2 separate regions of the Homo sapiens genome follow, and region 1 is linked to region 2. Evidence: chromatin contacts called from ENCODE Hi-C or POLR2A ChIA-PET data. All regions are on one chromosome and are shown on one strand. Each heading gives the region's core, a stretch centred on a gene start or an enhancer-like site at or near the end of the contact. The rest is flanking DNA. Distances are from core to core; before and after follow the strand shown.

Evidence for each region. A loop is a pair of places that touch in the nucleus more often than their neighbours do. ChIA-PET counts read pairs that join two places held with the same protein, here RNA polymerase II (POLR2A). Pooled maps may share reads with other maps.
Region 1: a map with no recorded cell type shows a loop between it and region 2 (2.0-fold over the local background). The contact joins two enhancer-like sites. A Hi-C loop is called at or near these places in 3 of 37 single-sample maps with no recorded cell type and 5 of 50 pooled maps. POLR2A ChIA-PET finds 5 or more read pairs at or near these places in 3 of 52 experiments (MCF 10A, PC-3 and activated T-cell).

Annotation. Positions count from the first base shown.
Region 1 is chr3:106,559,396-106,563,843 of GRCh38, forward strand. All of the region lies in intron 2 of LOC101929485 (a long non-coding RNA gene), which reads right to left. Among named protein-coding and RNA genes, the nearest start is that of LINC00882, 680 kb to the right of the region's middle. Within about 2 kb of position 1,381, at least 4 of the 41 ENCODE cell types and tissues checked have a DNase peak (open chromatin) inside an H3K27ac peak, as active enhancers do; they include PC-3, where a contact is called at or near this core.
Region 2 is chr3:106,331,911-106,336,246 of GRCh38, forward strand. No RefSeq gene overlaps it. Among named protein-coding and RNA genes, the nearest start is that of CBLB, 470 kb to the left of the region's middle. Within about 2 kb of position 2,186, at least 3 of the 41 ENCODE cell types and tissues checked have a DNase peak (open chromatin) inside an H3K27ac peak, as active enhancers do; they include PC-3, where a contact is called at or near this core.

The DNA of each region.
Region 1 (4,448 bases), core at 131-2,630, 230 kb after region 2:
ATCTTCAAAACTGAATAGCACTTTTTAATATCAGAAACAACTAACTTGAAAACATTATACTTTTCAAAAAGCATTCCATTCATAATGACCACTAAATACTATGAGGATTCTTGGAATAAATACAAAAGTTAGTAAAGGAAAAATCTGAGACAATATTATAAAACTTCACTGAAGAATAAAAATAAAAATGGCATAAATAAGTAGAGAATAATTCAGTGCTTATGATAAAATAAGACAATATTTTAAAATCGTTGCCCTATTCACATACATACAGGCCAAATTAATCTGAATGTATGCTTTAATGGTATTAGGTATTCATGTAATACATTCGTTAGTAAATTTGCAATTGTTTTTTTAAATCATCCAAAACAGTATTATTGGTTTCAGTAAAATCCCTTGTACCATGCAATCAGTACCAGGGCATAACTCTTCTAATATCGGTCAGATTTTTCAAATGTTTAATACATTCATAAAACATAAAGCACACATTGACATAAGCATTTATTATTGTTTCAATTATAAAACAAAATGTTTATTGTAAAATACACAAAAAACATTTTGAAAATACATAAAAGTGCAAGCAAGAGGAAAAAAAGTCACCCATTATTTTGCCATCCCTATAAGCAGTGCATGTAGTTTTAGTTTATATTTTTTGTTATTTTTATAGATACATTTATTTTATTGATTTTTATATTTCTTAGATAAATGTTTTCAGATGCTATCCTACATTAAAATGGATAATCCAGAAGTGTTAAAGCATGTACTTCTGTAACTAAGCATAAGTCTACTGAGCAGCCATCTGCTTATAAAGTGTGACTTAATGAATCCGCAGGGCAAAGTCAGTAGTGAGGTGCACTCTGGGGATACCTGCACAGCAAAGTCACAATATACAGGCATTTAAAAAATATTTTGTTCTAATTTCATTCTTATTAGTAGCTCTCTGCTTGCAAATATTTTTACTCAAAAACAGTTTGAAGTAAACATGTATTGCTTTGACACACAGCTAATTTTAAATTCATTATTTTTTGTTTTTGCCAGTTACAAATCATTTTCTGTTGTCATATTATTTCAACAGAGAAGGGCAAATCCTATTTCTTTTTTCTTGAAAACAAGTGACTAAGCCTCCATTCAATGACACACCCATGAGAAATGTTTTGCAATAAATAACAGCTCAAGGGAACTAAAATCCCCAAGTAGAAGTCAGAAACAGCACTGTTGTCTTGTGCTAAATAACATATTTGGCATGTTGTGAAAACACCAGAACTATGCATACTATATGATCGTGGTTCTCAGTTTTATTTCACTTGATCAATTTATTGTGTGTTCTGAGGCATCAAAAGTAATTTATGTTTCTGTACTTGATAAATTGTGGTAAAAACCACTGGTGCTCATCAAGTATCTACATACTCCTTATGTTTTCCTAGCCACAAAGCTTCTAGGTGGGGTCACACAATAAACTTTTGCAATGGAACATCAAAAGAAGGAATGTAGGATGTGTCACTTGTTACCGAAGCGGTTAAGAATGAGCATTTTCTATCCTCCCTCTTTCTTCACAATTAGAAACCAAGTACACATAGGTCACAAAGTTCTAAAAGGAAACAGCCTAAGTTCTTAATTCTTGAAAGATAATTGTGCTGCAGAACCTCCTGTTCTTCGTGAAGAAATAAATAATATTTTTGATGAGCCAATAAAAGATAGGTATTTCTTTCTTACTACAGTGTAGTCTAGTTGGATCGTTTGGCATTGTTGTATTGTTTTGTAGTAGTTCAAGTGTGTGTGTATAGGAGAATGCATATGGAAACTGAGTAACCAGAGGAAAAGATTGTGCCCATTACCAATTTATCTCCTCTCAGCTCCAAATTTACTCCCTGGTGCTGGCTCTGACATAATGACTTAGACTCTAAACGTTTCTTCTTAACAGCGAGAATTATGTTATTTTTCATCAATAGAGGGCGGAGAGAGATATTACGTGAGAAAGGGACCGCTCTTCCTGTTTCTGGAGTGCTCCACTAGTGAAGAGAGAGAGAGAGAGACAGAGAGACAGAGAGAGAGAGAATGTGTGTGTTCACATCCAGGGTCATCCTACCCCAGCTGCACACCCAGAATGTACTGTCCCTCAGCAACTTTGCAGCAGCCCAGGTTGGGGCCTGGTGACTATCACCAGCTCCATTCCAGTATCTCTCTGAGCACTCCCAGCACAACACAACTTCAGGAAGACTGTGTTGGAAGAGTTGTTTCCTGCAGGCTTCCCAACCTTACACACCAGCAGGCCTCATGCCATTGCCAGCTACTGGGCTCCTAACACTTGATTCCTTTATGCCTGCCTGCCACCCAGTCTCCATTCGACTGCACCTAAGGCTGTTTCCTGCTTTCATTACAACTTTGAACCAGCACTGGCCTATAGGTTAACTTGGCTTACCTACTCTGACTGGTAGGTGAACTTTCCTACAAGTCAGTAGATTAAAACTGTACCTTTTCCATTGAGGTCTGAATCCCAGTTGCTGGAGGTGGTGGTGGTAGGGCAGTTCTAAGTTGTCCTTTCTTATGTAGTCTCATCCAGCTGTACAAAGCCCTTCAGATTTCTCTTTACATCTTTAATGTTACTCCCCTATTATAGTTCAATAATTGCTATATTAAACCTTCCCTCATCAAATTATTATGCAGTTTTTATCTGTCTTGTGATTGGCCCTAGACTAAAACACTAGCCTAACCTAACTAATGAGCAAGTTATAGTAGGGAGATTTCAAATCAGAAGAATAAACCCTAGGAATAATTTAGATTACATGCTATAGAATACATTGTAGATTATTACACTTAAGCTCAAACAATTCTCTTAAATTCCAAATTGAAAATAATTTTGTATTAAAAGAAAATACACATGGGAGTCAAAAATGGGCTACAGATTGAATTTGTGTCAAGGTAAGGGCGTTATAGCTATCCCCTTGTGAGCTATTTGGGGACGGTCTCAACATGAGACATTTTTGTACCAAATAATAAAATATAAATTCAATTAATTTTGAGAGTTAAAATTATGAATCTCTCTCTATATATATAATTATAATTAAATTTTAGAACTACCACAGACAATAGTTTTATTATTATTATTTTCTTGATAAAACAACCTCAGTAAAGTTAATTTTAAGCCTGAGGTCACACAGCTTTACTCCATTACACAGTCAAGAAAATGGAGAGATAGCTATGTTAAATAATTTTCCCATGTTACTACCAATAAGTGTCAGAGAGAGAGAGAGAAACTCCTACTCCAGAGCCTTAATTCTTAACCTTTAAGTTACATCACATCCTGTAGTGGTCCCAAAGGAATTGTTAATCAGTCTGGCTCAGTGGCTTATGCCTGTAATCCCAGCACTTTGGGAGGCCAAGGTAGGCGGATCACCTAAGGTGGAGCTCGAGACCAGCCTGACCAACATGGAGAAACCCCATCTCTACCAAAAATACAAAATTAGCCGGGTGTGGTGGCACATGTCTGTAATCCCAGCTACTTGGGAGGTTGAGGCAAGAGAATCGCATGAACCCAGGATGTGGAGGTTGCGGTGAGCCAAGATCGCGCCATTGCACTCCAGCCTGGGCAACAGAGCAAGACTCCGTCTCAAAACAAAACAAAACAAAAGAAAAGCCAAAAAAAAAAACCAGAAGGCAGGGGAAGGTCTTTAAATGAATGATATCTTTGATGATTAATTTTATATATCAACTTGAGTATGCCATGGGGTGATGAAATATTTGGTCAAACAGTATTCTGGGTGTTTTTGTGAGGGTGTTTTTGGATAAAATTAACATTTAAATCAATTAACATTAAATTTAAATTAACATTTAAATCAATACACATTATGGAGAGAAAAGCTCTCCATAATGTGGATGGGCCATATTCAATCAGTGAAGGTCTGAATAAAACAAAATGGCTGACTCTCCTTTGAGTTAGAGAGAAAGTTCTCCTGTCTGACATCCTTCAAATTGAATAATTGGCTCTTGTCTTTACAGCAGTTTCTGGCTATTGGACTTTAACTAGGGCAATAGCTCTGTATATTTTGTGCACACATGCTCTCTCTCTCTCTCTCTTTCTCTTTATATATAAATAAGCATATATTTTAAAAGTTTATATATATAAGCTTTTTAATATATGTTCTGTTTCTCTAGAGAACCCTGCCTTATAATATAGTACCCAAGGTAGTTATATTTTAATGAAGCACAATATCCAATAAATATTTAAGAAGTAATCATCCCTCCAAAAATAGTAAATAGAAGAAAGCAAGCAAAAAAACAAACAAACAAAAAAAAACAAAAAAAAGGAAGGCAGGAAGGAAGGGAGGGAGGGAAGGGGGAAGGAGGGAAAGAAGGAGAGAGAGACTGATTTTAAAAAAATAAAAAATAAACAGGATATACATGAGAAGTGTTAACTCAGGTAAAGGGTCAGCAGGAATGATTGTGAGGAA
Region 2 (4,336 bases), core at 936-3,435:
CCTCAATAGTTTCCTTACATATCTACTGAGATGCTAGAAATTATAATGTCAGGATGTAGTTTTAACACTTTCAGGTTTACTGTGTAAAATAGTCTATTACAGGTAGCAATTTTAAGAAATTTAGATGACGAAGAACTGAGCATCTTAGATATCTCTGAACCAAATACATTGTATTTTCTTTTTACTTTTGTTCATATTGTCTGATAAAGGATTTTGGAATTGAGAAATGATAACTGGTTACCTTTACAGTGGAATGTTGAGCATTATCTCAAGGACACTTCTGGGGTTACGGGATTCTGTAAGAATAAGTGCCTTTCATTTTATTTAACTATTTTGCAACATTGTGGAGATAATTTGTAGAGAGATGATGGTGATGCAGATAGCTCCTGTTAAGAGAAATGCAAATGAATTTTGTGTGGTGGAGATGAAATTCATTTCTAGACTGCTGAAGACACCACTTTTGTATGTGATAGCAAATTTATTTCAGCATTCTTTCATGCTCATATAGGCACTATTTTTTACTTTTTAAAAATTGCTTTTTACATCTTATGGATTTCCTAAATAATGAAAAAGATAAAAATTAGTTATGTAAGATCTTTGATGCATATCTATTTTATATTTTATAAGTCATGATTTGACTTTTGAAAAAATTATTCTTTAACAATTTTACTTCCTCTATCTGAGGTAGTTTCTCTTCTCACTATTTCATCAATTTTATCATTTAACACTGGGCTCAATGTATATCCTCTTAATGAATTTCTTTCTGATCACAATTCCGAGTTATTATGGTAATTAACACTAGCAAAAGTTATCTATCACAACATTTTTATAGTATTCTTTAAACCCTTTATTGTGAGATAAATGTAATAAAACTGTGATTGTTTCATCCTTGTACTTGAATATCTAGCTGGGTGCTTGGTACATGACAAGGATTCTATAAATCACTATGGCCTACTGGCACCCATCTTGAGCAAGCTAGCACTATGAACCACAGAGAGTAAGCCTAGGAATCTCTCTGTCCCCAACTCTGCTCCCATGCTTGCTTCTCTACCCTGCACCTGAGATTCACTGCTATTCAAGGTCACCATCTATTGGGGGAAATCAGCAATTGGCAACTGCCAGGCACCAAGTAGTGGAATCTCGGTCAGGAAATCATCAACTCCATGAGTCACCACGCCTCTAGCCACCTGCCTAAGTTGAAATGACTGGGCTTTCTGGGAAAAGAAGGCATACAAGGATCTGGGTATGACTGGGACAGAGACTAAATCTGACCAAGGTAGCTGCCACTCCACCCCCAAACAGGCCCCTCCACCTCAGGATAGTTTCTCCTGGTTTGAAGAATATCTCCAGCTGACTGCAGCAGTTCAAGCTGGCCCACCGCCATTCACAGTCTATCCCAGGCAAACGGGATAGGGCAAGGCAAGAGTGTTCTCTCTTTATAAGTAACTAGGTATATAATGTCTTCTACTTTTCCTTTGGGTCTGCAAAGCTAAATACTTTTACCAAAAAAAAAAAAAAGTTTACTGATCCTTGCTACAGATTATTAAATTTTAATTTATGACTTGTCTTCCTCAAAGGATTATAAACTCCTTGAGGCAGCAAAAAGTATAATTGTCCCACCATGCTCAGTAATTATTAGATGATTAATTGTTTGCTTTCACCAATCTATATTCTTTAGCATCAAAATCTTCTATTTTTCCTCCATTTAATCCCACTATAAGTTGACAACTTTGAAAGCTACTTATATTTCAGAATAAGAGATAATGATGCAGGATTATTACTTATCTGACATGTTTAAAGAAAACATCAAAAAATTAAAATAGAAGTGTCATATCTATTAGCTAGCAATGACAAAAAGAAAAATACAAAAGAGGCCACAGGTCGTATAAAAAATTTTTAAAAGAAAACAGAATTCTAAATTAGGATTTATTTCACTCCAGGATATTAAATATTTCAAGAGTTTTGAAAGAAACTATCTTCTCCCTTCTGAGGTCTCAATCTATTTGTCTCAGCATGTTAGACATTGAGCCCTTGCCTGTCTCACCTGTTCTTCGCCTCCCACAAGGCCTGTGACTCAAGTGTACCACATGTGAAGTGTAGTCATGAGGCAACTGCTCTAAAAGACATTATTTCATTGACAGATGCAGTGTGCCCTAAGGATTATAGAAACTACTGCTCATGTTTTACTAATTCTTCTGGTCACTAAGTAGACCTCCACCTGTATATCAAGAAAATGACTTATGCCATCATCTGATTTGTGCTAGTCAATCCATTCTGCATTCCTGGACTGTAAGATCATTTGTGCTCAAGGTAAATACTAGCTGTTCTCAGGATGTGTTTACTTCGGGAATTTTGGAACTGGTTGAGGAAAGGTCTCAGGTGAAAGGTATTGATAAAAGAAAAGCTTTATTACATTTATCTTTTAAAGAATTTATTAAAGCATTCAGTGACTCATGAATCAAGGCAGCTTCAGACCACAAGTGGTTAGCACTCTGCCAGGAGGGGCAAAAGGGGAAACTTTTCTGAAGGGTTTGCAGAAGCACGACAAACAAAACAACTTTGGTTAGAATGGAAAGTTCCTAGTTAGAAGTTAGTTAGTAATTTCTTTTCTTTCTTTCTTTCCTTTTCTTTGGGGGTTGGGGTTCTTATTTCAGGTGCTGTATTTGAAAATATATTATAACACAAATACATTGTATAACTTCATGTAAAATGGATCTGGTTTTCCAATATGACAGGGTACAAGTCTCAAATCTAATTCTCCACCTCGCTTTCAGTCAATGATAGCCTCTGTTTTCAGAGAAAAGAACACCCTCATTCGCTTGCTCCCTCAGCTTCCTGGCCAACAATTCACTATCTTGCCTGCATTATTTTCCATCCCTTCGAGATTTATTTCTGTCCATGGAAAGTGGTGTTTAGTCCTTTATCTAAAGTTACTCTCTTCCTAAATTGGTTTCCTTACCTTCTGCTCCCCATTTTTTTCCAGCATCTCCATTCTCTCCTTCTTTGCTTGCTTATTCCCACAGTTAGTGATTTCTGATTGGTAGAGTTACCCTAGTTTCCATTTACTGTTTACATTGGGCTTTGATTTGTTCACCAAAGAATTTGAAGTGCCAGAGCCACCCCAGTCTAAAGGTCTCTAAATTCGATTAAAAAAAAAACAGTATGTTTAAATGAAAAAGACTAGAAAACAACATATCTGAGAGGATGATGTATGATGACTTTTCACAATGAAACTCGTCTGTCAGATGGGGTTTGTGGATATCTATTACATGTTATCTCCTAAATATCTGCAGGGAGGACCCTGTGCATAGTCACATGGAAAGGCACATTCTTTAAAAATGTTGATTGTAAATATTCAGATACATCCAATGTGCTGGGAGGAAATAATTATTACTGTTTAAGGTATTACCATTTTCATACAATTTTAAGGACTTTCAGAGTGCTTCAGCTGTTTGGAGCTTGATTCGAGGGAAATTGAGCGTGTGTGTGTGTGTGTGTGTGTGTGTGTGTGTGCGTGTGTATGTGTACGTCTTAAAACTTTCTGTTCCCAAGGTTCTACATAACTGTCCTCCTAGCTCATATGGAAAATGTTTTGTCTTAGTCTGTTCAGGCTGCTATAACAAAATGCCATAAATTGAGTAGCTTATAAATAACAAAAATTTATTTTTCATCGTTCTGGAGGATGGGAAGTCTAAGATCAAGGTGCTAGTATATTGAGTATCTGGTGAGAACCGACTTCCTGGTTCACAGATGACTGTCTTTTCATTGTAATTTCACATGGCATAAAAGGAGGGATGGCCTCTTTGGGACCTTTATTTTTTTTTAATAAGGATATTAATCCCTCTCATAAATTCTCTGCCCTCATAACCTAATTATCTCCCAAATGACCCATCTTTTAAAACGATCCATTGAGGATTAGGATATTAATATATAAATTTTGTAGGGACATAAACATTTAGAACACTGCAGGCTTGTTTTCTGCAAAGCAAAATGTGTAGGTGGTTCATATCTTCCCATCGCTGCTATCACCTCCATGTATAAATGACTTAGCCTTGTGGCAAAACTCTAATTCTATCCACCATGAAATGTTTCTTCTAGTATATATAAAAGAAACTCTAGAATATTCCTGTTCATTTTTAATGGAATGAAAATAATTTACATGAACTTAGGATACTTTTTCAACTCTCTATAGCCACATAAAACTGGCCAAATCAGCTCATGCCCTTTAGGAAATAAGAGAACAAGATAGATGAAAATCAAACCAATAAATGTGTTGTGAAATTATATATATGGAAATTAAGTAGGGAGATCTAGACAGTAATTTCCTAAACACACC